Regions from separate parts of the Homo sapiens genome. Here region 2 is linked to region 1. Evidence: read pairs that join two places in POLR2A ChIA-PET (ENCODE). Cell type or tissue: PC-9. All regions are shown on one strand. Each heading gives the region's core, and the rest is flanking DNA. Links, peaks and the distances in the headings are about the cores only. Region 1 has its middle 23 kb from the start of STAC2. Region 2 overlaps MED1 (mediator complex subunit 1).

What was found. Peaks named below come from ENCODE experiments on the same cell type or tissue, not always from the same donor. Only the 100,000 strongest peaks of a DNase experiment are listed, where the experiment ranks them.
Region 2: POLR2A ChIA-PET joins it to region 1 with 14 read pairs; 7 of 35 experiments call an interaction of 5 or more read pairs at or near these places.

Annotation. Positions count from the first base shown.
Region 1 is chr17:39,247,196-39,250,105 of GRCh38, reverse strand. No RefSeq gene overlaps it. Among named protein-coding and RNA genes, the nearest start is that of STAC2, 23 kb to the right of the region's middle. In PC-9, for the core only: no CTCF peak of the experiment used is centred there; a DNase peak (open chromatin) is centred at 1,555.
Region 2 is chr17:39,417,642-39,420,551 of GRCh38, reverse strand. MED1 (mediator complex subunit 1) reads left to right here. Exons shown (of 17, transcript NM_004774.4): 14 at 634-835. Among named protein-coding and RNA genes, the nearest start is that of FBXL20, 17 kb to the right of the region's middle. In PC-9, for the core only: no CTCF peak of the experiment used is centred there; no DNase peak of the experiment used is centred there.

The DNA.
Region 1 (2,910 bases), core at 214-2,713:
ATGTAATCCCAGCTATGCGGGAAGCTGAGGCAGGAGAATTGCTTGAATCCTAGAGGTGGAGGTTGCAGTGAGCCCAGATTGATTGCACCATTGCACTCTACCTCTGGGCATCAGAGCAAGACTCCCATCTCAAAAAAAAAAAAAAAATTAAATTTATGACTTTAGGGAAAGATTAATAAAATTTAAGGTAAAAAAAAAAAAAAAGTCAAGCACAGTGGTGCACACCTATAATCCCAGCTACTGAGAGTTTAGATGGAAGGATCACTTGACACCAAGAGTTCAAGACCAGTCTGGACAACAGAGACCTCATCTCTTAAAACTAAGGAAACAATATGTCTAAATTTTTTTTTCTAAAAGCCCCATAGCCTCAATTCTAGATAATAGCTATAGTATTTCCTAAATCTCTTAGAACTGAGTTTTTTAGTAGGTACAGTGATTTGAATATTGAATGGTCTTTTGGAGGCTTTAGTAATTAGTTTTGCCCAAACTAATTGTGAAAAAAAGATCCAGCTGGATTGATTTATTCCCTTGTTCCAGACCCCATCCTTTGCCCTAGTTTATAGTTTAAGCAGAAGACATTTCCCCTTGGGGACAATAAAGCCAAGAAAACTGAACACCACATTAAATGTTCAACACATTGGACAACACATTAAGTGTATATACCTTTTAAAAATTAACTTTTAATTTAAAAAGGGCTTAAAATTTTTAAATGAATTAACACTCTCAGTGATCACCAGCCAACACTGCTCATGGCAAAAGCTCTTTCCACATTGCCAGTTTTTTTTTTTTTTTTTTTGCCTCATAAACTTGGCCAGCTCAGAAGAACGAATGGGTAAGGAAGACTTCCAACAGCCATTGCTGCTGACCAGAAAGAAAAGTGAAGCTGGAGGCTACTTGCCTCCTCTCGGGGTGAGATGCAAGATACTTTGGCTCACCTGGAGCCTGTTGAGTCAGCCAAGTGTTTTAACAAGGTTTCTGGTGAAGACAAGCTATCAGTCTCTTGAGCAGTGGAGTTCCCCTGGCCTAGGTCAGAACCAAGTAGTAGCCATCTGGATTCTGCACCGAAAGCAGTAAAAAGGCACCAGCAGGACCAGTCAGGTCCTCACCCTCCAAGCAGCCTACAATGCGTCTGGCACACCCAAGTGTTTTTTTGTTTTATTTCTTTTTTTGAGGTGAAGTTTCGCTCGTCACCCAGGCTGGAGTGCAGTAGCACGATAGTTCACTGCAACCTCCACCTCCCGGGTTCCAGCGATTCTCCTGCCTCAGCCTCCCGAGGAGCTGGGATTACAAGTGCCCGCCACCACGCCTGGCTAATTTTTGTATTTTTAGTAGAGATGGGGTTCCACCATTTTGGCCAGGCTGGTCTTGAACTCCTGACCTCATGATCTGCCCACCTCGGCCTCCCAAAGTGCTGGGGTTACAGGTGTGAGCCACCACGCCCGGCCACACGTGTCTTAAAACCCGACTTCACATCTACCTCTTCCTACCCCCTTGTGTACATAAGCCAAGCTGACCAGCTCTGGCATGTGGAGGGGTGGAAGGCAAACATCTGAATAACCAGATGCCAAGCAGACTAGTCAGAGGTGCCCTATGCCAGATGATGTCCAGGAAGCACCTGCCCTTCTGCCTTGTATCATGCCAGGGGCAGGTGGAGAAAAGTGGGGGCCTTACCTTTCCCTCTAATAAACTCCCTGACAACAGAAACTGGAGCATTTTTTATTTAATGAGGATGCATTTATTCAGTCATGTTTTTCCTAAGCAATAAATATCTTTTAGCTATACAAATCCCTCTCCCCTTGACACAAAGCTGGCATTCACAGGTGTTTGCTAGTTAATTGGGACACATCCCCTTAATCCCCTTCAAAGAGGTTTTTTGTTTGTTTGTTTGTTTTTGAGACGTTTGAGACAGACTCGCTCTGTCACCCAGGCTGGAGTGCAGTGGGGCAATCTCGGTTCACTGCAACCTCTGCCTCCTGGGTTCAAGGGATTCTCCTGCCTCAGCCTCCCAAGTAGCTGGGACCACGGGCACGTGCCAGCACGCCCGGGTAGTTTTTTGTATTTTTTATAGAGATGGGGTTTTGCCATGTTGGCCAGGCTGGTTTTGAATTCCTGTCCTCAAGTGATCCACCTGCCTCAGCCTCCCAAAGTGCTGGGATTACAGGCATGAGCCACTGCGCCTGGCCCCCAAAGAGCCTTTTAGTCTCATTTAGGAGACGGAATATATGCTCAGCACACTCTTATCCCCCTTTATAGGGCCAGCCAGGCACACTCCTCTGCCTCTAAAATCCCTTTTTTCACCACAGCCACAAAGTATGATTCGTCCTTAAAATTCTGGACCACCTGTAAGAGTGAAGCGGGCACAAAGGCAATTTTGTTATTGGAGCCAAAGAGAACAAGCCATGCCATGGAAAAGAAAGCTTAATCTGAGGCAGAAGTGTTAGCGAGGCCTCCGTGGGGATTTGCGACAGGAAATGGCTGCCCTTTATCTGGTCACTGAGGAGAATGAAGATGCCCCCGGTGCCCTGGTGGAAAAGGTGATGGATCTGATTGGCTGGGATGGCCAGAGCTCAGCCAGTTTCCCCATCAGCTCTACAGCACTGAGTTCATCCAGAGAGATCTCTTGATAAAAGTCTGGGGGCATGGGCAACACAGAGGCAGGGGTCAGCAGGGGAAGGGAGTCCAGAGATGTGCCCACAGGAAACCAGGGGTGCCAGGAAGATGGCTATGGGGTGGGGGGAGGAGAAGTAAAGAGGGAAAAGTTGGCTGGGTGTGGTGGCTCATGCCTGTAATCCCAGCACTTTGGGAGGCCGAGGGGTGGATCACGAGGTCAGGAGTTCAAGACCAGCCTGGCCAAGATGGTGAAACCCCATCTCTACTAAAAACTACAAAAATTAGCTGGGCATGGTGGCA
Region 2 (2,910 bases), core at 134-2,633, 170 kb before region 1:
TCTGGCTGCATTATTATTATATAGGTGTTTTATTAAAAATAGAGAATTTGCAGCCGGGCGTGGTTGTTTATTCCTGTAATCCCAGCACTTTGGGAGGCCCAGGTGGGTGGATCACGAAGTCAGGAGATGGAGACAATCCTGGCTAACACAGTGAAACACTGTCTCTACTAAAAATACAAAAAAAATTAGCCGGGCGTGGTGGCGGGTGCCTATAGTCGCAGCTACTCAGGAGGCTGAGGCAGGAGAATGGCATGAACTCGGGAGGCGGAGCTTGCAGTGAGCCGAGATCGCACCACTGCACTCCAGCCTGGGCAACAGAGGGAGACTCTGTCTCAAAAAAAAAAAAAAAAAAAAGAGATTTTGCATTTATGGTTTAGGAACCTCTTTAATACAGATTTCTGAGGTAGTTTTTATGTTAGCTAGGTTAGGAAATCACTAGCATAGTGCATTTACTAAAAAGACATCTTTTCAGCCTAATTAGTAATTGATTGACATTTATAATATCAGCTGATGAAAACATTCACTGTGGAGACTTTTCTGCACTTTTTTGAGTAGTAGGTTTTTTCAGGATACTTTGTGGTTGGAATACAATAGGTAACTAAATAGCACTCGTTAACTGTTCTTTTTGCCCAGGCTCTTCCTGGTCAGCAGCACTGCTATTTCCTCAACAAGGATGCTCCTCTTCCAGATGGCCGAAGTCTACAGGGAACCCTTGTTAGCAAAATCACCTTTCAGCACCCTGGCCGAGTTCCTCTTATCCTAAATCTGATCAGACACCAAGTGGCCTATAACACCCTCATTGGAAGCTGTGTCAAAAGAACTATTCTGAAAGAAGGTACTGCCTTTCCTTTGATATGCTTACTGGAAGATGGAAACTTACTTCTCCAGTGGTTCTTTAATTGGTGGCCCATCAGAATCACCTGTAGAACTTAAAAAAAGTTTTTTTTTTTTCATATTTGGCATAAAAATCAAGCAAATTAGCTGCACGTGGTGGTGCACGACTGTAGTCCCACCTACTTGGGAGGCTGAGGAAGGAGAATCGCTTGAACCCGGGAGGCGGGGGTTGCAGTGAGCTTAGATCATGCCATTGCACTCCAGCCTGGGTGACAGAGCAAGACTCTGTCTCAAAAAAAAAAAAAAATTCAAACATGTGGAGCTTTTAACACTACAGATGATGGCCAGGTGTGGTGGCTCACGCCTGTAATCCCAGCACTTTGGGAGGCCAAGGTGGGCAAATCACTTGAGCCCATGATTTGAGATCGGTCTGAGGAACATGGCAAAACCCCATCTCTAGAAAAAAGTAGCCAGTTGTGGTGGTGTGCGCCTGTGGTCCCAGCTACTCGGGATCCTGAGGCAGGAGGATTGTCGCTTGAGCCTGGGAGGCAGAGATTGCAGTGAGCTCAGATTGCACCACTGCACTCCAACCTGGGTAACACAGTAAGACCCTGAATCAAAAACAAAACACCAGGCTGAGTGCAGTGGTTTGTGCCTGTAATCCCAGCACTTTGGGAGGCCGAGGTGGGCAGATCACAAGGTCAAGAGATTGAGACCATCCTGGCCAACTAGTGAAACCCAGTCTCTACTAAAAATACAAAAATTAGCTGGGTGTGGTGGTATACACCTGTAGTCCCAGCTACTTGGGAGTCTTAGGCAGGAGAATCACTTGAACCCAGGAGGCGGAGGTTGCACTGAGCTTAGATCATGCCACTGTACTCCAGTGTGGGTGACAGAATGAGACTCCCTCTCAAAAAAAAAAAAAAAATCACAGATGCTGTGTTTCCACACGAAGATGAACTGAATGATAATCTCAGTGGGAAGAGTTGGGAATCTAAACTCCACAAATCATTTTGATGGAACCAGTCTGTAGACTAGCATTTGGAGACCACTGCTTTTTGCAATGTTCTTAACTCTTTTTCTGAACATAGTAATGTAACTGGGTATTTTAGGGGCTGTACCCTGTAGCAGATATACATAAGGTAGAACTTGGAATGCTGTAGTGAGAGAGGCTTTTTTTTTTTTGAGACAGGGTCTCACTCTGTTGCCCAGACTGAACCACAGTGGCATGATAACAGCTTTCTGCTGCCTCTACCTCCTTGGCTCAAGCGATCCTCCTGCCTTAGCCTCCCAAGTAGGTGGGGCTATAGGCATGTACCACCAAGCCTGGCTAATTTTTTCTGTAGAGACAGGGTCTCTCTATGTTGCCCATGTTCGTCTGTAACTCCTGGGCTGAAGCGATCCTCTTGACTAGGCCTCCCAAGGTGCTGGGATAATAGGTGCCACCGTGCTTGGCCAGTTTTAGGTTAAATTTTAGGTTGTTAGGAGAGTGCTTCCCAGGTTTAGTTCTGAGTATGTTTTCTCTCCCCATTGTTTGGAGAACTTAATCTTACAGCTTTAAGAAGGTTTAGCTCTTTTTTCTCTCAGGATTCTGGAATGCTGATGAATTTTTTTTTTTTTTTTTTTTTTTTTGAGACGGAGTCTCACTCTGTTCCCCAGGCTGGAGTGCAGTGGCATGATCTTGGCCCACTGCAACCTCCGCCTCCCAGGTTCAAGCGATTCTCCTGCGTCAGCCTCTGGCTAATTGTTTAAATTTTTTTTAGTAGAGATGGGGTTTCACCATCATGGCCAGGCTGGTCTCGAACTCCTGACCTCGTGATCCACCCTCCTAGGCCTCCCAAAGTGCTGGGATTACAGGCGTGAGCCATGGCACCCGGCGTAAATGCTGATGATTTTCAAAGACAGTTGGCTATTAGAAGCTTTGCTGTAAATTTTGGCTGTTCTAGCTAACCATAGTTAATTTTAAAAATCTTAAGTCAGAAGCGCTCTGTTGATAGATATGTGTCAGTGCCAGTGATAGACAATAAGAAATAGGGAAGGCAAATCAGATCTCTTTTATTTTTATTTATTTATTTT